2 separate regions of the Homo sapiens genome follow, and region 2 is linked to region 1. Evidence: chromatin loops called from intact Hi-C (ENCODE). Cell type or tissue: Caco-2. All regions are shown on one strand. Links, peaks and the distances in the headings refer to the core of each region. The heading gives the core; the rest is flanking DNA. Region 1 overlaps LOC101930053 (a long non-coding RNA gene). Region 2 overlaps PUM3 (pumilio RNA binding family member 3).

The links. Hi-C counts contacts between places; a loop is a spot of excess contacts. Peaks named below come from ENCODE experiments on the same cell type or tissue, not always from the same donor. Only the 100,000 strongest peaks of a DNase experiment are listed, where the experiment ranks them.
Region 2: it touches region 1 in a loop (3-fold over the local background); 2 of 110 quality-filtered maps call a loop at or near these places.

Annotation. Positions count from the first base shown.
Region 1 is chr9:2,462,886-2,475,042 of GRCh38, forward strand. The region is part of intron 2 of LOC101930053 (a long non-coding RNA gene); the gene reads right to left. Among named protein-coding and RNA genes, the nearest start is that of VLDLR, 150 kb to the right of the region's middle. In Caco-2, for the core only: a CTCF peak has its summit at 6,879 (motif pointing right); DNase peaks (open chromatin) are centred at 3,426 and 6,896.
Region 2 is chr9:2,803,922-2,816,078 of GRCh38, forward strand. PUM3 (pumilio RNA binding family member 3) reads right to left here. Exons shown (of 18, transcript NM_014878.5): 14 at 8,299-8,441; 15 at 7,440-7,662; 16 at 6,423-6,510; 17 at 3,893-3,983; 18 at 231-542. The coding sequence ends at 410. Among named protein-coding and RNA genes, the nearest start is that of PUM3, 34 kb to the right of the region's middle. RefSeq lists enhancers at 4,567-5,442, 7,194-8,067. In Caco-2, for the core only: no CTCF peak of the experiment used is centred there; a DNase peak (open chromatin) is centred at 6,080.

The DNA.
Region 1 (12,157 bases), core at 2,193-10,192:
TTACTACATTTCTTTCTTGACATTTTATGTGTTCTTGTCAACAATTTAACAAAATTATTGTTTTTTATATTTAATTTTGTAATTTTTATTATTGCCTATGTATTATGGACATCTTTTCTAACTGTATCCCATTGTATAGCATCACATTTTATTTAAATAATTCCTATTTTTGGACACTTAAGATATCCCAATTTTTCATAATATAAGAAATGCTATTCTTGTCCTAATTTTAAAATATATAAATATAAATACACACACATACATACACACACACACAGACTTCCCATGGAATCGCTCAGCAAAAAAAAATTTACATGAATTTTTAGGGCTTTGGCTACATACTCTCAAGTTTTTATCTGGAAAGTACATACCAACTTATACTACCAGCAGCAAAGTAATACCCATTTCTCTACAACTTCACCAACACTGGCTATTACTAATCATTAAAGAAAAACTATGTGGTATTCTGGTGGGTGACAATGAAATTATGTCCTTTATTACTAATGAGGTTAGATATTTCTTTATGTGTATACGGCACATTTTTATTTCTTCTTTTTTTGAACTGCCTGTTCAAAGCATAATTTTTATACTGGCATAGTTCTGTCATGTGGATATACCATTGTTTATCTAAGCATTCTCTATTCAAAGGGGAAAAGCAAAGTATATGTTCGAGGAGTTCAAGCCAAGAAACAAATACATTACTATATGTGTCTGGAACAATATAACAAGATCTTACTGCCTTCCAACCCTTCTAGAGACTTCCAGAGTTTTGCTCGTCATATATAATTCTGGAGTGAACATCTTTGAATACAAAGGGTTTTTGTATGTGTATGTTTGGGGTATTTAAGATAGATTCCTGGAAATATTGCTACTAGTTCAAAAAGTATGGCTATTATGAATATACTAATTGTACCCAGTATTACTTTAATGCAGAATTATCCTTTATTATAGCAATTATATAAACAACCATTAGTCTGAGAACAGATGTCTATAAAGGCAAAGTAGACTAAATTCTGGTACTAGCAGGACAAGGTGTTCTTTTGTATTTGATATGAAATATCAAGTAAGATAGGAAGCATATCTTGCCAAAGGTTCCACAAGCATGGGGTCATTCATTCATCTCATCATACAAACACACAGGATTCTGGAGTTACTAGCCAGAACAACATGTCTTTCAATCCTAATCATGCATATGTTAGTGAAGACGGAAGCAGAAATGGAACTGTGAGGTCAAAGATGTTTGTACTAACTCCTTTTCCTTGTTCTTTTGGGATCAACTTCTGGCACTATGTAGCATGGTTACTCTAGAAATTATTGGGAAAAAAATGCTTTAGAAATTATCCCTTCATTTTTTTAATGGGAGAGGCTGGGAAGTAAATTTAATTAAAGCCTTGAGATCAGTGTGTGAGTATACGCACATATATGTGTGCTTATGTACATGGTGGTAAGGAATAAAAGAGTTTTTACATTGTATTTTAATGTGCTTTTCAGGTGTTTCTGATGTTTGGTCAGACTTGTCTTCTGGTCGCTATTGGGCTGATGTCCCCTGTTATTCTAATAATTGTCCCTTCATATATTGTCTGTCTTTTCTCTCCACTTGCTCTTCAACTAGAATTCCCTTATCTTCACTGTTCTGCTCTTCATATGATGCATCTAGCTGTAGATTTATATATTATGCACAGGACTCAGTGTGCTTCTTCAATCTGAGAATCTGCTTCTGCTTTTTATAATTTCTGGAAAATTCAATCTGCTTCTGCCTTTTATAAGTTCTGGAAAATTCCCAGCCATTTTCGCTGAAAATATTGCCCCTTCACCATTTTCTGCTTTTGCAATTTCCATTAGACCTAAGTTGTAACTTTTAATTTAATCTTCCATATCTCTTGATTTCCCTTTCGGATTGTAGCCCTCTTTATCTTTCTCTGCAGCAGTTTGGGTAATTTCCTCAGATACAACTTTCATATCACCAACTCTCTCTTCAACCATGCCTGATCTGCTTTTAAAGTTGGCCACTATGTTTAACTTTATTCATGATTTTTCATTTTGAATTGTTATATTTGGTTGTTTTTCAGATGTTCCTTTCTTTTTTAGTCCTATTTTTTTCATGAGAGTTTTTATTCCTCTCTTTATCTCTTTAATGAGTGTAAATATATTTAATTTCTAGACAGTTTTAGGTTGTTACATTATCTCAGGTTCTTGGGGGTGCTATTTCTCTCACATGTGTCTGCTGACTCTCCCTTATTTGGATCTTTTTTTTTTTTTTTTTTTTTGGTTTGTTCTTTTTCATTGTAAACTTATTTTCAGCTAGAGTATTTTTTCCCTGTGGCACCCCTGTGTACTTTAAGATGTGGTAGTATCATTTTAGACAAGTTTTACATTTGATTCTTCTGGAAACTCCAGTAGTTTTACTTGCTTGAAGTAATTATGACATCTACATTAATATATTCATTTGAGATTCCTGTACTATGCAAATAGTGTAAAATTTGGATTCAATACCCATGCACAGCACAGATTTGTTTTCAGAGACAGAGTCTTGCTCTAACACCAGGCTGGAGTGCAGTGGCTCAGTCATAGAAGTCTACAGCCTTGAACTCCTGGGCTCAAGCAATCCTCCTGCCTCAGCCTTCCAAGTAGCTGAGACTATAGGTGCACCACCAAGACCAGTTAATTTTTTTATTTTTATATTTTGTAAGGACGGGGTCTTGTTGTGTTGCCCAGGCTGGTCTTGAATTCCTTGCCTCAAGCTATACTCCCACTTTGGCATTTCAGAGCTCTGAGATTTTGTAAAGATTGGGTCTTGCTATGCTGCCCAGGCTGGTCTGGAATTCCTGGCCTCAAGTGATTCCCCCATCCTGGCCTCTCAAAGCTCTGGGATTACAGGCATGAGCCACCATGCCCAGCCAGCACAGGTTTTTAAATTTCCATTTATTGTGGGGAACTTTTTCTCATCCAGATATCTAATCAGTGAGAATTTTACCAGTTGCTTTCTAGTACACGAACAATGTGTTTTGTAGTCCCCTTGTATGAGGGAAGCAGGTCTTCAGTTCTAAGTCCTCACCTTTCACAGGCCCAAGGTTAAGTCCTTTATTGTGTATGTGTGTTAAAGCCTAACCCATAGCTGTTAGATCCTATAGCCATGTCTAATATCCTCTGTACTGTTCTGGTATCAGCTCATGCATTTACCACATTGACTATAAGATTCTTCCTTCTCTGTGGCACATGGACATTTCCTCTTTTTTTTTTCTTTTCTTTCTGTTTACCTGTCTGTCTCTGTTTCAGCTACGTATGCAAAATAGTTTTGTTTTATCCAGCAGTTCTGTGTGCCTCAGCACATAGAAGAATTTCAGTATGCTAAGGAGGTGGAGCTAGAAAGCTATGTCAGTCAGGTTTGTAGACTACTGACTGGTGCAATAGAAATACATGACCTTTGGAACTGAAACCTGAGACTGAGCTGTGACTTCACCACTTACCATCTGAGTAAGCTGTGCCTAGTCATTCAACCTCTCCAAGCTATATTTTTCTCATCAATAAAAAATAGATAATGTTAGTATTGATCTTCATTACATGGTTTTCCTTATTGCTCTAAATTCACTTTTATTTAAATTCAAACCATTTTCTCCATCCCACTTCCTAGAAAAGCTAGAGAAGATTGCAATTTTCTTATATATCTTATTCAATATTTTCCCTTATTAAACAAATATGTTATGAAGGAATAAAGCAGTTATTGATTGAATGATCTTATTACCTTTCCTCAATGTACTTTTCACATACCAATGGACTGAGAAAATCTCTGACAGAAAAAAGACCTAAAATAGGAAAGAAATGATAAATTCCATTTCTTGGTAAATATGCAAGGATGGGGTTGGGGTGGAGTTACATTTCTGTGGAGTTTCACCCCTCACAGTTTTCATCTCTCTTTCTCTCCCTGGAGAGTGCAAATGAGTGAAACCTTATATTAGTTTAGACGTTCTGCTTCGATACATGTTTAAGAGCCAATAAACCTGTCAGAGTAGATTTCAGGCTGAGACAAGGTGAATGGCCTCACAGTAATTCTGCCAGCGCCTCAGGGTACCAGGCAACATAAGCAGAGAGGTCACCAAATGCCTGCTCACCCCATGCCCAGGCGCAGAGATATTCCACATAGGAATATAAGGACCTTTCCCAAAACGTTGTGTTTGGCATGTGGTAAAATTCTTTGTCAAACAGCAGAGCAGTCCGATAAGAAAACAACAACAACAACAACGAAGAAAAACAGAGCAAAAAATGAAGGCACATAGAAATAACAGGTCCTCTTAGTGATTCTGGTGGTTTGTAAACTCCACGTGAAAGTTATTATTTATCATGGAAGGCAATGTGGAGGTGTACACACCCAAAAGCTATCCACTTTTACCCCACAGACAGACTTACACAAAAACACTAGGTTGTCCATGGCAGTTTAATTTTTTTGTTTTTACTTTCTATAGCTTGTTTCTAGTAATGAAGACCTATAGGTACTGATCTATAGGGATTGCAAAATTAAGAAGCCAATTCCACCAATTATTCCACAGTGTGCCCTATAGGCAACAAGCCAAGTCCTACTGCATAGGACTTCCTATTGGCATTTTTTAATATCTAACTTTTAAAATATGAACAGATAGCCAAGAATTATCTGACATTTCAAGAAAGCCTCCAGCAGAAAAGACAGAGACATCAAATCAGAAGAAAGGAAGAAAGGAAACTCAAAAGAAACAGAGACAATATACTAAAGAAGAAAACTTTAATCAAACTATGTTTAATGATCTCAGAGGTATAAGATAAGCTATTTATCCTTAAAGTTAGGATGCTAGTAAGAAAAAAAGAGAAATAAATGAAGCTTATTGTTTAAAAAATAAAACGTTCTTAGAAATTTAAATATGATAACTAAAATTATGTGTGCATGTGTGTGTAAGATTTGGAAAATAAAGGTAAGGAAATATCTCAAAACATTAAGAAAAAGTAGAAGGCAAATCAGAAGAAACTAAAAGTCCAGTGCAGCAGGCCCAACATCCTACCAATAGGATCTAGAAAAAAATATGTCAAGAGAAAGATTATGGGAAAATTTTTTGGACCTGAAGAACGTGAGTCCCCAGATTGAAAAGTCCTATTCAGCAACTAGCACAATAAATGCAAAAAGACCCAGCTCTGTCATAAAACTTCAGTACACCAGGAAGACAGTAAAATTTTCAAGAAAGGAAACAGTAGGTCACATACACATGATCAAGAATAAAACGGCAGTCAATACTCAGTACTAGCAAGGAAAAATACAAATGTTTTCTGACATTTAAGATTTAAGAAATCTTGACCCATGCACATTTTCTCAAGAAGTCTTCTAAAGGATGAGCTTCACCTAATGCAAGAAAGACAAAACAATATCCAGAAAATAAGGAATCAACACAGGAGGAAGATGAAAGAAATTCCCTGGACAATAATGAAAATAAGTCTTAATATGATAACCGTACACAGGTTTAGAAAACAAGCAACACAGATACAAGAGTCCAGAGACATATGGAGGAAGAGCTCCATTAAAAAAAAAATTCAACTAATTGGATTAGGTGGTACAGCTGCTAATATAGGTAGTTATACATTGAGATACTGTATGTCTTGTGCTTGGGAACATGAGTGCAGGAGTCAGACTGCCTGGGTTCGAGTCCTGGCTCTGCCACTTACCATCTTATGTGAGCCAATTAATTTCTCTGTGCTTCATGCTTCCCATCTGTGAAATACAGATTATAGTTACCTACCTTATAGAGTTATCATAAAAAAATTAAATGCGACACTGATACTGTGATGAAAACAGTGTCTTGAATATTGCTGGATGTTAGGGGAAGCAAAGACAGTAACACGTACAGAGAAAACTAAGTCATTTTTTTAAATGAGTAAACTATCAGCTCTAGGAAAAAGGATAATTGAACAAGAAAGGAATTGTAATGATAGTATGCTCCTTGGCTCAGCAGAAAATATTTCCATTGTTGGAATAATGCAAATCCTGAAAATTGTGATGTAATAAACTGGAAGGATAAAGGGAGGAAAACGGGACTTAAGGGAGAAATCGTTATTTACCATAATAGAAGTGCGTAGAGGTAGTATTCTATTTAGAATATGGAATTAGATATTAAAATAAATGGCTAAACACATCTGAATTAATCCTCAAGGAACAGGACTTGGTTAACTATGGCATTTGGTTAGCATAAATAAAGAAAGAAGGAGGCAAGGAAGGAAGGAGTACAGGAGAACCGGCGCTGCTGCAGTGATTCTGAAGCACGAAGTTCTAAGAGAAGCCTCAAGATTGTAGGTCATGGTGGAAGTGCCCACCGTGGAGTCTGCACTGCTAGGAAGCATTCCCAGGAAGGGAAGAACCTTCTATTCCACGAACCCATAACATGGGTCTCCATTACCCTGAAAGGGTTTTTCCTGTCTGGAAAAGGAACCTGCAGAGATAATCTAATAGTGAAGGAGGGAAAACTTTTTGTTTTTACCTCTTCTACCTAGAACATGAGTTAAGTTTGGCTTGACACTACAATCACCCATTAAAAAAAAAAAAAAAAAAGAAAGAGTACATTTTGGTTTGAAATAGTATTTCCTAAAACAGCAAGTCACAGTACTAAAAACTGACATTTAATTACAGGTAACTGACATATAAATAAAGGGATAAATATCCCTGTTGTGCTCTGAAATTAAATGAATAAAAAAGGATTCTGCCAAATAATCATTAAAAAGATGAAAGAGAAGGCATGCAGGTTGCCCGCATAAGGATAACACTTAAGTGAGGCCTGAATTTGTCTGAGCTGCACATGATGTTTCAAAGCCATGGCAAGCTGTGAACAGCCTGAGGGTTGTGAACATCCGGGTGTCATGACACTTTTCTACATTAGTGACCCATCACCGGGTGGCGCCTCCATCCTTGGGCAGGACCTGTTGAGGTCCTCAGCACTCACACTGTCTTTAAAGGCTGCACAAAAACCACAAGACGAGCCAGCATGGAGGAAAACAACTCATTAGGCATTTTCCTGTCTGGGGTACAGATGTGTTTGGATTTCAATGAAGGAGCTGAAACTTCAACAGCTGAGCTAGAGACAGCTGTTCCAGAAACCCAGAGGGAGACCTAAAGGTCTTATTTTGTGTTGTGTCTTGGCAACACTCCTTGCTATTGCTGACCCGTAGCAAAGGGCCAGTCCTTTGTGATAGGCCTTGAGGCGATCATATTTCCAGCTGTGTCAAGAAGAAGCAGTGTGACACAGTCACAGGAACTCCTTGCTTGGGTCACAGAAACACCAAGACACCACCTAAGCATGAAATCTCACACAAAATATAAGCAAGTAGATATTTTATGACAGCTATGGGAAGTGACGATTTTGTAAGAAGCAAAATAAATGCAAATGAATTTTTTTTTAACATGTAAAATTCTGAGCCAAATGGCTTTGGATTTATAATTCCCAGGGATTTTGGTGCTTTCAGTAATGAGCAGGAGCATGGAGTTTTGGGGGGGTTAAATCCTTTAAGTGTTTCTCTATAAAACCAATTCATGCCATGCCAGCTTTTCTGTCCTAAAAAAGTATTTCAGTTTACTTTCTCACTTTTTCCCCTAGGTTAGAGCAATGTTTTTTTGTTTTTGTTTCTGTTTTTTTAAAAAAAGCAGGGGCAGGGGAAGGGGAGAGATTGAGGAAGGGAACAAATACTTATGAAATTCCCATCCTGTGTGGGCATCGTGGGAGAAACTTTGTCCACATAATCATAAAAATTCTCATAATTCTAAGCCAGGAATTATTATTATGATACCCATTTTAAACATAAAGAAACTGAAACTCACTGTAAAACATGTTTAAAATCACAAGGCTAATGTGAAGCAGAGCTGAGATTAAAAATGAGGTCTGTTTGAATATTAAATCTATACCTTTTCCCCATATCTGCATCCCAGTGTTCATTGCAGCTTTATTCATAGTAGCCAAGAAATGGAACCAACCTAAGTGTCCATCAGTGGATGAACTGATAAAGAAAACATGTTCTATATACACAACATAATACTATTCAGCCTTAAGATAAAAGGAAATTTTGTCATTTGTAACAACATGCACAAAACTCGAGGACATTATATTAAGTGAAATAAACCAGGCACAGAAAGACAAGGCACCATCTCACCTATGTGTGGAATCTAAAAAATTGAAACCCCTAAGAGCAAAGAGTAGAATGGTAGGCACTGGGGGCTGAGGGAAGGGTGAGTGAGGAGATATTGATCAAAGGTTATAAAATTTTAGTTAGACAGGAGGAATACGCTCAAGAAATCTATTGAATAACATGGTGACTATTGCTATTAACAATTTATTGTATACTTGAAAATGGCTGAGAGTAGATGCTAAATGTTATTACCACATACAAAAAGGTAGGTGAGACAATGCATATGTTAATTAGCTTAATTTACCCATTCCACAGTTTACACATATTTCAAAACATCATGTTATACGTCATGAATGTATACGATTTTAGCATACATATATATACATACTAAAAATTAATAATTATTACTAAAGGAGGTATAAATAAGTGAAGAAAGAAAGAAAAAGAACTATGCTCTTTCCTTTTGACCATGTTTCTTCTCATAAATGTCAAACACAGACCTTTGCTTTCTCTTATGCAGTAAGGCAGCGCTGTCACTAACAGAGGTAATACATTCCTTTTATTCATGTAAGCCATATAGGATAGTCCATAAATTAAAACTGTGAGAATAAATGTGCTTATCTCTAGTTTATCAGTTAAGATTCCTGCTGTGACATATTTCTCTTTTGCCAAATATTCTAAAATCTTCCTTATTCATTGCTTCTCATCTTGCCCAAGTAAAATTGGCAAGCACTGTTATCCTCACTTAATAACACAAGTTACCCAGGGAATAGCCTGGATTAGAAGCTATGATGCCCACAGCTTATGGATAAGCACTCCGAGTCTTCTATTTGGACTCAGTGAAGAATTCAGAGGTCTATTTGGTAGAAATTCAGTTAAGAGTCTGGCAGATTTGATTATTTCAGAGCCACGGTTTCCAGGACACACTACCTTTGCCTGTTTTCCTTCTCTGATTGCTTCTTTTTAGACGGAATTTTCCTATTCCCCTAACCTTTTAGAATTGGTATAACATACAGTTCTGGTCCCAGACTTCTCCCTGATTATTCTCTTTCTTCATTTAGCCAAAAAGTATTTGAGCTTCTATTACATGTACATGTCAACTGCCTTTTACTTACAGGCCTATTTCAGCTCCTACTGTGGGTCTATCTCCTGTTAAACAACAAGCTCTTCCTTCAGTGTCCCTCAACCCTAAGGGTGATAGCAGCTTCTAGCTGGTACTAATCGCTAGGCTACTCCCTGCTTCTTGTAGGGCTTTCCAGCTTCTCCACCATCCTTTTAACCAAGTATCTGTATTAAATCCAATCTGTATGAAAGACCTAGGAGGCTATTTTCCTGGCTGGATCCTGATGGGCACAAACAAACAGCATTCTTAGTTACAAACTATAGAAACAAACTTTAGCATTTTGGCAGGAAAGAAATATAAAGATATTGGAGAGCTCAAAGAATCTCTAAGAGGATCAAAGAAGCAGGCTGGGAGACCACAAAGGAAGGAGCAGTGCTCAAAAATCTCAAAGTAGAACTGTTCCGGCAAAGCCACCATTACTGCCATGCTCCACGTCTTCGGTTGCACCACATGTCACCAACACTGGATTCTGGAAGCTACCATTCAGATTGTTGTATCTTCCACCATCTGTCAACAGAATCAATTCTGGGCTTTCCTACCTCTTCACGACATTAGCTTCCAGTTTAGAGACTGAGGTGGGTATGCCTGATTGGCAAAGTACGGGTCATGTGCCTAATCCTGGCTGCAAGGACAGCTGGAGATGCAAGTGTATCTGACATTTTCAGTTCCTATCATGGGAGATGGGCTCTTCATAGGCAGTGACATTCCCTAAAAATAGCACAGGGATTTAGATGCTTAGGGGACATTTTATTTTCAACAGACCCTGAGACAAGGATTGAAGTATAAATGGAGGAGGGGAGATCCCAGGAATCACTGGTAAGGAAGTGGGGGAAGTGAGACAAAAGAGAAAACAGTCAATGGACAGTAAATTATTCATCAGGTTTCCACTATGGGTGACTAGAATTAAATACCACTGGGGAGATTCTGGGAGTCGGTGTAGAACACACACCTTGGAGCGGTCCCACCCAAGGGCCAGGGAGCTGGTGTACTTATCCATCACCTGTTATCTGACACTGTTGAAAACATCTGGGAGGCAGGGTTCATTCCCTCACATTCCCAGCCTCTCTTCCTCTTGCATGAGCTGAATGGGCCTCAACATTCAGAGGAAACTTTCAGACAAATAAATGTAGGCACTGGCAGTTGAAAGTTGGGCAGGTGTGATCTGGAAAAGAAAATGGAGGTGGCAGGACACCCACCACATCTGCTGCAGGAGATAAGATCCACAGGGACCTGGAACCTGGGAGCATCAAGGGTATATCAGTAAGCAAGAGAGAAGCATTCCTGGCCTCACTAAGCTGGTGGCCTCCCGGTTCAGACATGTGAAAAGGAAGTCCAAACAGTGTGCAAGAGCAACAGAGGCAATACAGGGAACCAGAGCTACACTTCTGGCCTCCAAGACCCACGAGCATGGGGTCAGCATCCTAGTCATTTTTCAACCCCATTGCCTATAGTAGTATATATTCAATACATGTTTTCTGGCCCTACACTGAATAGTCAGGCACATTCCTGATGCATTATATTTATTGTCTCTGACTATTACCCAATAAGGAAGGTGTGCCCCCATTTTACAGTGGAGGAAGTTAAGGCACTCCTAATTCCTCCTAACTGCCTTACTACTAACATCCTTCATATCTCAGCTTTGATGTAATCTCTCCAAAAGGCCTGCCTGCACCATGTGCCTCCATCTCCAAGCTGAGGTTATCTTTATCACAGAACTTATCCTCTGTTTTGTAATTGGCAACTCATTCTCATGAATTTTCATGAGCAGAGCTCTTTAAGAGCAGGAACTGTGTCTGTGTTGTTTAGCAATGTATACTCAGCATCTAGGCTTATGCTGGCACATTTAATTTGCACCAATCATTTTTTGAATGACTTGAATAAGTGACTAAGGCTCAGAGACATTAAGTAACGTGACCAGTCACAAAGCTAAGAGGTGACACAGCTGAGGTTTCAACTATAGTCTGTCTGACCCCTAAATCTCTCCTACATTTTGCTGAGGGGTAAGCAACTTAATCCATTTACAGCAACCAGAAAATTTAAGTTGGATTAAATGCTTGTATTTTAAGCTCAAAAGTAACGGGTAGGGAGTCTAAGAACTTCTCATAATCATCGGGTTGAAGAATTACCAAACAGAACTCTGGACCCAAAGCTAGAAGAAGGTTCCTAGAGGACAAGACTCCTTATCCAAACTTTGCCTGGGCTGGACAACATTTAAAACTCTCCCTTAATTTAACATTTTAAGATTCTAAGGTTTTTAACCTAATCTCGCGGTAAAAGGAAAATTTTTCCCTCTAGCACCAATAACTAATCGACCTCATCAGCTTACTAAAATAACTTTAAAATATTAGAGATAATTTTAAGGCACCTGATATGGTTTTTTATGCTCCTTTAGACATTGCAGAAAAGTCGTCTCAAACTCACACTTGTCAGACATACACAGAGCCACATTCAAAATAAAGAGGATGGGGGAGATACTGGTTTGGAAATCAAAGGAATTCTTTTTCTGCCTTATTTATCCAGACAATATTCTCACTCCTTCATTTTTGCCAAGTCAATGAGAGCTATCCATCCTCTAAGCATGCATTTCCCACAGACCCTCAATTCTAAAATGGCCAAGAAGCAACATCGATTCAATAACAGCCTTTTGGTACTGGGGGTGGGGATGGGAGGTGGAGGTAGGGAAGCGAGAGATGAAACAGACAGGAAACATTCAATGAAATGTTCACTGAAATTACAGTGCACAAATCCTGATTTCAGAATGCTAACATGCAGCACTAAGAGAGCCTTAGAATTGAAAAAACATGCTAATTAAACAGAAAATTGTCAAATGATATTTATAAAGTGCCTACATATTTTGTCCAGATGATATTTCTAGACATAACTAAAAAATAGTGGGAACAACAAAAG
Region 2 (12,157 bases), core at 1,665-9,664, 340 kb after region 1:
TTCCACATCCTGCCTTCCTTTGACAGGATGAAAGTCCTCTCAAGTCCCACCTTCTCCAGGAAGCCTTCTCAGACTATGCTCACTGAAGATGTCTTCTCCCCTGAATCAACTCATTCAACTACACTTTATATATCTGGTTGGTCCCACCATATATGATTGGTAAACCTTCCACATTAATTGCCTCACACTGATATGCTTACTACTCAGTGTAACAGAGGAGACAGCTGAGATTTTTAAAAAAGACCATTTAAAAAAACAATTTATATAAATAGATTCGTATACAAAGAAGAAACACATATACAGAGTACCCCAATTACCAGTATGGTGGACCCTACCCCTTCTTTTCTGCATTGGGAAACAGAACAGAGAACAGAAAAAATCATTCCATCTTGCTCTTAACTCTTTCCACCTATGTGCTCAGTTTTTCAAGTAGAATTTCTATTCCTTTGCTGGTGCTTTTGGTTTTTTCCAATGTAGGAATCAAGCTTTTCAGTGCAGCTTTGACTTTGTTTGCAACTTCCAGGTCACAACTCTGGAGGAGGCTGAAGAGAGGAAAAAAATTAAATTTCATAAGCATTCCTAGATCATCTCCAATACTACCTGTACCAACAGTAAAAAAGACTTTGTTAACTGTGACACAAGCCTTGTAACTATATACACATTATTTTTCATTCAAAGGATGAATGATGAGACCAGTAGCCCATATTATAACACCACGGAAAAAAACGTTTTAGAATCTTGCTGGTGGAGTCACCCAAGCAAAGACATTTGTAGGACCAACATCATTCCATACAGAGTTGGTTCTACCTTCACATTATCTTAGGACTTACTTACATCCTGTCTTAAAATGATTCTACATGTATTCTATCTTCCCTTCCCCATCTCAGGACTATAAGCTCAAGAGCAGGGACCGTATTTTATTTATTTCATGATGCTACATTTACAGAGCAGACAGCCAAAATATGCCCACCACGTGGCTGAATGAAAAGGTGTGAACAGAGGCACAGAGAGGTCAGAGTTAGCAGGTCTTCTCACTGAACTCCACAGCACTAACATTGAGTGAAAGGGCGAAGGGCTTCACTGTGGAGCTTCACTGCTTGGGTGGGAAACCTGCCTCTACCACTCAGTAACTGTACAACCAAGAGCATGCTATGTAAACTCTCTTAAGACTCAGTTTCCCGAATTGTAGAATGGGATTCACAACAGAGTCCACCTTCCACCTCACAGAGTGGTTTTCTGAGGCTCAAATGGCCTTGTATCTAAAGCACCCAGCCAGAGCCTGACACTTAGTAAGCACTTAATAAATGTTAGCCATTCTACAAAATAAGCCCGGCCTCTGCGTTCTGAAACCCTGCCCGAGTACTCTATCAGAAGTGAAAGGAGCCATAGAGGCTGGTAACAGCAGGCCCATTTCTCTGTGGATAGGACCTACAGCTCTGACCGCAGAGTACCAGTCCTGAATTTCCTGTTCTCTTCTTTTTCGGGACCCTTTGTAAATACGGACCTCTGAAACACATTTTAGAAATGAGGTACTTGGTATTTTCCAAAGTCCCTGGTCCCAGTAACTTCCAATATGTCAACAAAGAGGAGGATAAATTATCAGCACCAAGCAATATTCTACTGCTTATGGGAGATAAGAAACAATTCAGCTTGCCACCTACGATGCTAAAAAGTAAAGTTCCCTCGTAATGAATTTGTGACTCACTAGGTGTTTTTATTTCATACATCTTGGCTAAACACACAGTTATACAACACATAATAGTAAGTTATTGCTTACTGAGCATATGCCACATATTAGACATAATGCTAGGCATTTTATATGCATCATCCAATCTAGTTTTCATAACGACCATAGGGTTATCATTAATCTCATTTTTTTTACCACCAAGAAAATTAAGGCCCAGAAAAGCTGAATAATTTTCCCAAGGCTATGCACTAAGCTAGAACCCAGGCAGTCTGTCAAGTGCCAATGCTCCCAAATGTTAGAGAATTCTGCTTCTCTGAGTTACTTTTCAGCCAACATACAAGGCTGATTTTCTTTTCACCCAAAATTTACAAAAACAATTTTTTTGTATTATTGTTATATATAGCTCAACTTCCATTTAGAACTTCAAATATTTCCTCTGCTCCTGTTCCAATTCTGAGTAGTGCTCCATAATAAACCTATAGTATCCTTCCTATGTTTGAAATCCACCTAATGGGAGTTCTGATTGATGAACAACCTTTATAAATTAATTTCATGGCATTGCTGAAATTTCCAGTTAATTGAGTGTAATGAAAGAATGTGTCAGTAGGTGTTAACACTCCAAATGCCTGGTAAAAAAATTTGTAATGAAAAAGTTCATGTATCAGCTAACGAATTCTGACTGTTTAACATCAACTGGAAAATTAACTAATTTTAAGCAGAAATGAACAAAATGATCTGTAACACTTATATATTTGGAGACACTGACATACCTGAAGCTATGAATGCTCCTGTGTGAGTATTATGTGTACCAGATCACGTATATGTTGAAGAAACACTTAAAATAACATTTACAAACAACATAGATTAAGTTGCATAGCATGTTGCAAGTAAAGTATCTTGAGAAATTCAAACTAGGGTTGGTATCTGTTTTCCCAAACCTTAATAACACAGCAGGGGAAAAATCAACAGTAATTGCTTCAAAGCAACATACAAATCTTTTTTTAAATGAATGCTCTTAACAGAAGGTTTTCATCTGCACAGAGAATGTATGGAAAATTTCAATGATTTGTGGATTGATTATAAACTCAACTAAGTTCAGAGAATAATACAAAAGAGGCCATAGCTCATCACTGTTTTTTTCTCATTTTAAGTCAGATATCAACAAATAGCACACACACTTCAGTAGCAAATGCTCTTCCAATCCTTTTACAATCTTTTAAAACAATGAAGGAAATTACATGTAGAATTAGGCATGATTTAAAAGTCAACATTGTCACAGTTTTCACAGGGATGTAAGTTATTCATTAAAAAAAATACAGGCTGGGCACAGTGGCTCATGCCTGTAATCCCAGCACTTTGGGAGCCCGAGGTGGGCAGATCACGAGGTCAGGAGATCGAGACCATCCTGGCTAACACGGTGAAACCAGGTCTCTACTAAAAATAAAAAAAATTAGCTGGGCGTGGTGGCGGGCACCTGCCGTTCCAGCTACTCAGGAGGCTGAGGCAGGAGAATGGCATGAACCCAGGAGGCAGAGCTTGCAGTGAGCTGAGATCGCACCACTGCACTCCAGCCTGGGCGACAGTGTGAGACTCCATCTCAAAAAAAAAAAATTATGTTTTGGTCAAAACCATAAATGTGGTGAAGCCACCTGATACCTTGTGAATGTTATAATTTGTCAAAAAGATGGTAGTTTAAAAATCCTAAGGGCCAAGCACAATGGCTATGCCTGTAATCCCAGCACTTTCGGAGGTCAAGATGGGAGGACTACTTGAGCCTAAGAGTCTGAGATCAGCCTGGCCAACACAGGGAGACCCCCATCTCTACAAAAAATAAAAAAATAAAAATTAGTTGGGTGTGGTGGCATGCGTCTGTAGTCTCAGCTACACAGGAGGCTGAGATGGGAGGAAAACTTGAGCCCAGGAGGTTGAGGCTGCAGTGAGCTGAGATCGTGACACTGCACTCCAGCCTGGGTGACAGTGAGACTCCATCTCAAAAAAAAAAAAAAAAAAAAAAAAGATTCCTAAGGACTGACTGAAAGAGTTACATTTGCTTTCTAATATTTGGTATGTTTGTCTAGACCATGAGTGACTGGGAGTAATATTAGACTACTGAGAACAAATATTAGAACTGAGAAATCAACGTGAAGGAAGTGTGTCTTTTGCATGACCAGGCCCTGCTCAGAGAAGGGCACATGTTATACATACCTAGAAAGAATAATGGCACCTCGATTTACACTAGCCCAGGACTTCAGGTTCTTCATACCAACATGCTCTACAAGTGTTTTTGCAAAACAACCTGTAAAATATACTGAAGCTTAGTGAACATCACATAATAAGATATATACTCCCTACCCCCTTCTCTACTGCCCTTAAATCTGCAAATATTTTTAAACAAAAAAGCTAACAAAAGTAGCTTTCACCCAATCTCCCTTTTAACACAAAAAATTCCAGTGCAGGTTTATCTAATGCATTTCTAAAAGAGCCATTTCTTTTAACTCTGATCCAAAACCTAAGCTATGTTTAGCAGTAATTACTCAAGATAAACTATGAATTCTAATAAAACACTCACTTGGTTATGTCTGCACTTCTTTGTATTATTTAATGATTTAACTTTGACCTGAAAGCTATTCAGGAAATAAATGTTTCACAGTAGCACCTCATGCTTGGTTGAAATCAAGTTCTTCCTCATGGAGAAATGCTCACTCACAAGGTGCCATGAACATAACACAGTGTTCACGTGTTCAACAGTGGTTGATAAATGACTGTTCTAGCTTAAACTTGGCATTTCTCTTTACAACGCTTACATACTCACAAATCAAAAATACCATTTTTCTCCCGTTATTCTAGTATTTGATTCCCAAGGTCGTGGTATTATCTTTTTCACTTTGCAATTAATGCTTGGACAAAGGAGAAATTCTGATAGCTAAGATTTAGTGCAGATGGAGGTAGGGACAACCTATCTTGAAGGCAAACATCATAGTCAGGTAGCATGTACTATATAATTCATTCAAAGATACCTGAATGTAAGGACTCTTTAAAAGCCAAGAGGCCTATGGCTATTCAGCCTTTCATGGTACCTGCTAAAGAGGGACAGAGTTCAGCTAGTGAGGCAAATTGTTTTCCAAAGCTGACCACAATAATATCTCCTGTCCTGTGTGCTCTTCTAGAATGCAGCCACTCCCCCATCTATAGGGGGAATCCATGTCTTCTTTTGAATCACAGTGGGCCTCTGTGATTGACTTGACCAAGACAGTATGATGAAAGTGGCATTAAATGACTGCTAAGGATAAATCATGGAAGTGCCACGCATTTACTTTGTCCTCTTGGGATGCTCACTCTTAAAAAAGCAACCACCATCTCGTGAAGGAGCCCAAGCAGCCTAGAAAGGGAAACTGAGGCTGTTGGTCCCCAGCCAACAGTCAGTACTCACTTGCCAGCCATGTGAGTGAGCTAAGCGAAAAGTGGACACTCCAACCACAAACCGAGCAGCCCTAGATGACTCTGACTCTGAGCATAGAGGGGCAGGCTCCACCAGACCCTGATCAAGTCATTGTTTTGAAAACTACTAAGTTTTAAGGTGGCTACTATCCAGTAAAAGAGAATCAAAACAGCTAGACGTGCAGGAGGACAAACTCATTTGGTGCTGAATACGACAAGACAAACACATCAGACCCAAACTGGCAGATTTTAGGGTTCTCAGCACATTTTAATTAAGAGGGAGAAAAACCACTGGACATTAAGCCAGACTACTTTTCTGGCATAAACTCAACTATACATCAACTTTTTAATAATGAAAAAGATTATTCCATATGTTATTTTTTTCTTTAATATTTATCACAAGGCTTCTCTTTTACAAAAAAATTTAGTGAAAAATAGCCCCAGGTCCCCATTCTTAAAGGTAAGGTGAGAAGTGACAGCTCTACTGCTATACTGATTGCCACACTAGCCATCAGAGCTGCCACTTGCCGCAAGACATGAATTCATGATCTGTCACTTTTTTCCAGACATTGTAATGAAAAGCCCAAACTGTTTTAACTCAGTAGGGGAAAAAAATCTCTCCAGTGGTTTAAATACCAGATGGAATTTGGATTTTGTAAGTGAAGGTCTGGTTGGAGATAGGACTGAGAGGGGAATGGCATGCAAATGCTAATGCTGTCCTTCTCTAGAGAGCTGAGTTTCTACAGAGCAGCTGTAAGGCTTACAAAAAACCAGAAAGCGCCAAAGACTGGCTTACTCTTTGGTCACATGTATTTCAATGCCAAATAAACAGGCACTAGTCCAAAACTCTCTTACGAGGATAATCTTCTTCTGCTTATTCTTTCTTCAAACATAGAGATAAATGTCATGCCTTTCTACTGAGGTAATGATACTCAACAATTGGGGCCCCCTACCCCCTCTCACCATCCTCATTAGAATGGCATTTTAAGGCATTGACCAAGCCAGGTTAGAAGCCTGCAGCAGCACAGGAAGGAAAACAGAGAGAGTGAGGGGGCGGTGGGGGGGGCTGGCGGGGGGGGTTTGGAAAAAAGAAAATTAAAAGAGTTCTCAGGCACAAATATTTCTAGGGGAAAAAGCATTACCAGCAACCACTGAATCATTTCTTATTCACAGACACCATTTCTAGACACTTGGCAAACTTCATTTGAGCTTAAATGGCTGGTATAAAGTTCAGGGATGCCAGGAATTACTGGAATTCCACATGAGATACAAGAAAAGGTCAAATTTCATAGCCTACCTTCTCTCCCATTTTCTTTCATCTTTTTATCTTGCTCTATTAACCACTTCAGAACTAGATGTCCTGCAGGATGTTCTGCAATGTGAAGCTATGAAGGGTCAAGAACAGTTAATTTTAAAAGTTGTTTTCATTCATACAAATACATTTGAATGAATACATACTATTTATGCCACCACATACAGATAAGGACTCAGCCACTTTTAAAGTTCCACAGGCTTAAGAGGTCTTTATCTAGGACAACCATCATACTTGGGGGGACCACAGATCTATTCTGATCCCCAGACTGAAAGACAGTTATGCCAGATAACACAGCCACGGCACAGCGCTTCAGTCTCCGCTTCATTTAATCTGCTCTGAACAGTAGCAGCACAAGGCTCATCTTAATGCTAATCACGTCTTGGATTGAAATATGTCATTCTCAGACACAAATAAACCTACAGGACAGAACACTATAGCACAAACATCAAAACCCAATGCTGCATGCTGTTTAAGTACACATGACCACCGAAGGGGATTATCTGATGAGCGAATCAAGAAAGCATCTTTTCAGCTCAACCTTACTCCTCTTCAAGAGCAATACCAAGCGTTCCCAGTTATTTGGGCTACTCCTTAGCAAGTATGGGAGGCAACCGGCTCAGTCTCCTTATAGAGAAACTTTCAAGGTACATTCATCTTTCCCATTTGTTAATATGGTCAGGAGCCAGGGCTTCTCTAAGATCCATGGCCCACTTCTCTTCCCCAATCGCAGGTGTCAGAAGCACCTTGGGCACTCAATACTTGGCAATGATTTCATTCATAAGCAAATTCACATCTGTAAAACATTCCCAAGTACCAGGCTTTGACCCAGATGGTTAGAGAAAATTAAAGATGAATGTAATTGCTGCTGTGAGAGGTTCTTGGTTGTTTATTCAACAGGTATCTCCCTCCCCAGCTTTCTTACTGACACCCCACATCGTCCAAAAACGAAGTTTTTGTGGCCTTTGCAGCTTTCCTGCCTGTGCTTTAATGGCACATTACCTCTCCGTCCTTGCCACCAGGATGCAGTCCTGTTGCTGCCAAGCTGGCGATGGCATTCATGGTAGGCTGAACGTCTCCAGTGGCAGATCCCAGAATGTCAGACACCAACACACACGCAGACTTATCTAGCACCACTTCTTGGGCGTGTTCTTGCAGGTAGCTTAACAAAGCTGGAGAAATGGATTCTAGGAGCTCCCGTCTGCGGACCTCTGTATCTTTCTTACTGTTGAGTATGTTGAACGGGGTATTAAGGTAAGATAAATCGCAAAGGAAATGTGGTGATATTATCACAAAAACCTCTAAGAGCTTATCACAGACTGTATCGCACTCTATTATTATTGTCTATCTTTCTGTTAAGCATGTAGACAATAAGTGATACGAGTATGTGTTCTGTTTTTAAAAATGTTTGTGTCCCACGATCTGAATAGTGCCTGGCACAGAACAAGGGCTCAATAAAGGGAGTCTGACTTGTGTAATACCAAAAAAAAAAAAAAAAAAATCCAAAAACCAAATAACATACCCAGAAAACAACACATTTACACTGCTGTATGGACACCATACTCTAGGGTACTCAAATATGTGGTATCGGTAGCTTTGAAAATAAAGCAAAATAAAAGCCAAACCACGCACTTGAATGCCTACTATGTGCCAGGTGCTCAGGTGTTCTTTTGGCACGACACTTTTATTTCCTTGTCAAGATAAAAACTTTAGAATCTGTCAAAAATATAGGCTTGAAAATGGAATTCACCTTTTCAGCAGTTTTAGAGAGGGTATGGATGGGTAAGTGGACTTCTGGAAGAATGCACTACTCAACATTAACAGAGGAATAAAGAAGTCAAGCCATTCTACTTGGTTTTACCTGTGTGCATTTCCATCTCCTTTTTGCAGAACTTCAATGATTTCTCGTACTGTATGTGCAGGATCTCTGGGGCTTAGTAAGTACAATAGGACCTTCCTTCCATATTTGTCATTTACTATGCTAGGCAATGAACTGATAATTTCCTATAAAATTATAAACAAAAAAAAAGAATCAATATCTGCATTCTCAAAACAAAGTACCACAGGACCTTTCTTCCATATTTGCCATTTACTATGCTAAGCAAGGAACTGATAATTTCCTATAAAATTATAGTATATGTGCTGCCAAAGTGAGCACAATGTCCTATAAAATTATAAACAACAACAAAAAAATGAATTGATATCTACATTCTTAAAATAAAGTATGCCTAGAATTTCAATGGTGAAGAATACATACTTAACTACTATTTTTCCCAGCGTACTTCATGGAAAATGTGGAGCTAGTTCTGAAATTGTGTCATTAAAGCACACAGAGATTTACATTTAGAACACAGAATCAATTCTCTTTTGTGACTAGCATTACTGAACAACTCATTTGTATTAACTGACCAAGCCCAAGGACTTAAAAAATATTTAAAGGTGTTATCTTCATTCATTATGGCCAGTATTTCTTGGGCCACTATTACTAGGGACATCACTTGCTGAGGTCACTGAGTAGAGGCAGTTAACTTGCAGCTGCATTTAAATGTAGCACCGGCATGAATGAAGAACACTTCTATTAGAATTTCCCTGCTGAGATGTATGTGAAAGGAGATAAAGAAACTCTGTTAAATCGAACAAGTGGATAAAGGCTTTTAAAGTTAGGTTGCTTATTCATGGCAAATGAAGGCTGTTTAGCTACCGCAATGAAAAACAAAAACAGAAGAGGAGGGGAAACCAAATCCAGAAAGCCTCGACTAAGCAGTTACAAATTACACTATATGACATTTCCAATCAACATACCCAAGAACAGTAACCTCCTTTTCTAGTTGTTCGAATTTAAGGGACAAAAGCAACGTCATCCCCACCCTAACTAAACTCCTGTGTAAATCTGCTGTTTTCAAAGATAGAAAAGTCACTTGAAAATTTTTAAAAATTCCTTTATTCTTAATAGAGAAGATGCAACAGAAGAGTCATCAATTTATTTCCCCACCTCTAACACTCCTATTTCTTGTAACAAACTTTATAAATATTCAATGCATGTTTGAGCACCCCATATTCTTCAGAACTGGCTGGGCCTCGGAAAGAGTTCTGTCCAACTGGCCAGGTTTACAGATGAGGCATCCAGAAAGAGGAAAGGATCTGCCAGGGGACTCACAGTGGCAGTGTCCTGGTCCTCCAACTCCAAATCTAGTCTCTTTCAAAGAAAACATAAAACCTCCTCTTAAGGAAGGGAATTCTCTCTGAGATGATATATTCAGATCTGCTCTTCTTAAAAGGGCCTATTTATTATGATGAGATTAGTAATTTTAGTGTGAGGAACCAAGCTCAAAATCAAGTCAGCCATCAACGATGGGACCGTGAATCTCACTGCATCATGATCCTATGGCTGATGATGCTGCTCCAGGTTCCAAACACCATGTTTCTCTTTTTAAAATCTCAACCTTCCCTCATTTTTTGCACAAAAGTATAGCATGCTTCTGATAACAGTAGCTAACACTCGTTAAGTGCTTACTAGGAGTCAAGCACTACTGAGAGCTGCACACTGATCATCTAACGTAATCTTCTGACCACTATGTCCTGTTTCTACCAGTCCAATCCCCATTATGCTCTCCTAACTACTTCTGAAGTTTAAGATCACAGTATAAAGATTCCCATGTAACACATAAAAGTTTTCAGAGAGCTGAAAATTCAATAGGTCTAACCACCTCAAAATGAATAACTAATTACAACCACTCAGGGAAAATGAACTTAAAATTTCAGTAACAAACGGGAAAACACACAAAAAGCATACAGAACTTGTTACAAGGCAGGGAACTCTCTCAAGGAAAACAAGCTCCAAAGTGAACTCCAACTATTTTTTTTTTTTTTTGAGACGGAATCTCACTCTGTTGCCCAGGCTGGAGTGCAGTGGCGTGATCTTGGCTCGCTGCCATCTCTGCCTCCTGGGTTCAAGCAATTCTCCTGCCTCAGCCTCCGGAGTAGCTGGGACTATAGGCTGCACTATGACACCCAGCTTATTTTTGTATTTTTAGTAGAGATGGGGTTTCGCCATGTTGGCCAGGCTGGTCTCGAACTCCTAACCTTAGGTGATCCACCCACCTCAGCCTCCCAAACTGCTGGGATTATAGGCATGAGCCACCACACCAGGCCAATCTATGTGTTGCTGATAATGAAGTGTTTAGTGCCCCAAATATGGCATACCTTGAGTGTGCCTTTAGTGTACCTTTAGGTACCTATATTAAGCTTTAACCAACACATAAGAGAGGACAAATGCTTTGTTATATATTTTGTTAATTTGTTGAAAGAAAGAGGTGAGAATAATACATAGCCTGGGCCAATTTCTACAGTTTAAAAAACAAAAACAAAAACAAAAACAAAATTTCGCTGCCCTTAACAAAATGACTCTGAAATATAACACCTTTAAAAATTTGTTTTTTTGAGAACAAAACCAAAACAAAACAAAAAAACTGGGCAGTATGTAGTGAACAACTATAATGGCTACTCTACACTTTTAGTTAACATTTTTTTCCTTGGTATAGGGAGGAGGCATGAAGCCGGCAATGTATTCCTCAATACACTGAGCTTTCTCCACAGCTTCCATGCTTAGGGACTAATCCAACACATATGGCTTGGGCAGAAATGGTTTTATAAAATGAGAAACTGGGACTTCATGATATGCATAAAACCTGTGCTTAAATACTACTCAGACCAGTCCCCAAATTCATTGAACTTTACTCCCTTTTGGTTTGTAATTAAGGAATTTAGAATCTAAATTCGTATTTAATTAAGGCTTTTAAAAGAATGCATGTTTATAAATAACAATTTTACAAAAAACTAAAAAACATTTCTTCAAAATGTAGTATCATTTTTTCAACCCACCTTATTGATCAGCAAAAAAAATGTAGTATCATTTAATCCTTCCCCAGCTCACCCTCGTTACAGCTTTCCCCTACCATCAAAAACATACACCTTTGAAAGAGTACTACTCCATTTCTCTTTAACTTGGGTTACAGAGAAAATGGGGAGGAAGTTCTAGATTATCACATGGTGTGTACTAACAATTCCAGTAACATGTATAAATAGGTAAGAGACAGCTAAGGCATAGTTGATTTTGTGCAGAATTTAATCTCCGGGGTCTTAAGTTCAAGCTGTGTAGCCTTTGGCAAATCCATTAAACTCTTTGCATATTAATTCCCTTACATTTAAAAGGAAATGATACACCTGCCTAACTCATGGGCTACTACCAGGAGCAAATCAGAAAAAGTCACACTGCAAAGTGAAAGCTGCCATAAAATAATTATTTCATATTAAAAACATACCTTTCAATATGTATAGCCTCCTTAACTATGGAGATTAAATAAAGCTAGCTGAGTCATGAGTTTTTACCCTCAAGAGAAAGAATACCAAAAATTGTTTAATTCAAAAGGTTTTGGCTTGGCTTACTCCTAACAAGAGTTAACTTACAGAAAATTCACAAAGGCCCATTTATTGTAATTTCTTCTTAAGCTCTAAAGTAGGCATGTAAACAAAGAAAGCATGGGAATTACAAAAGACTTCCCTTCTGAAGACATCTTTGGCCAGTTCTGACTGCCTTGCGCTGAACTCCAGCTAGATACCTTGGCACTCCTGTTTTGCCAATGCGCTTTTAAAGAGGAAGGGTAAAAGTCAAAATAAAGATACACACATGAAGTAGGGTTAAGGCGTGTGCGTTTTTGGTT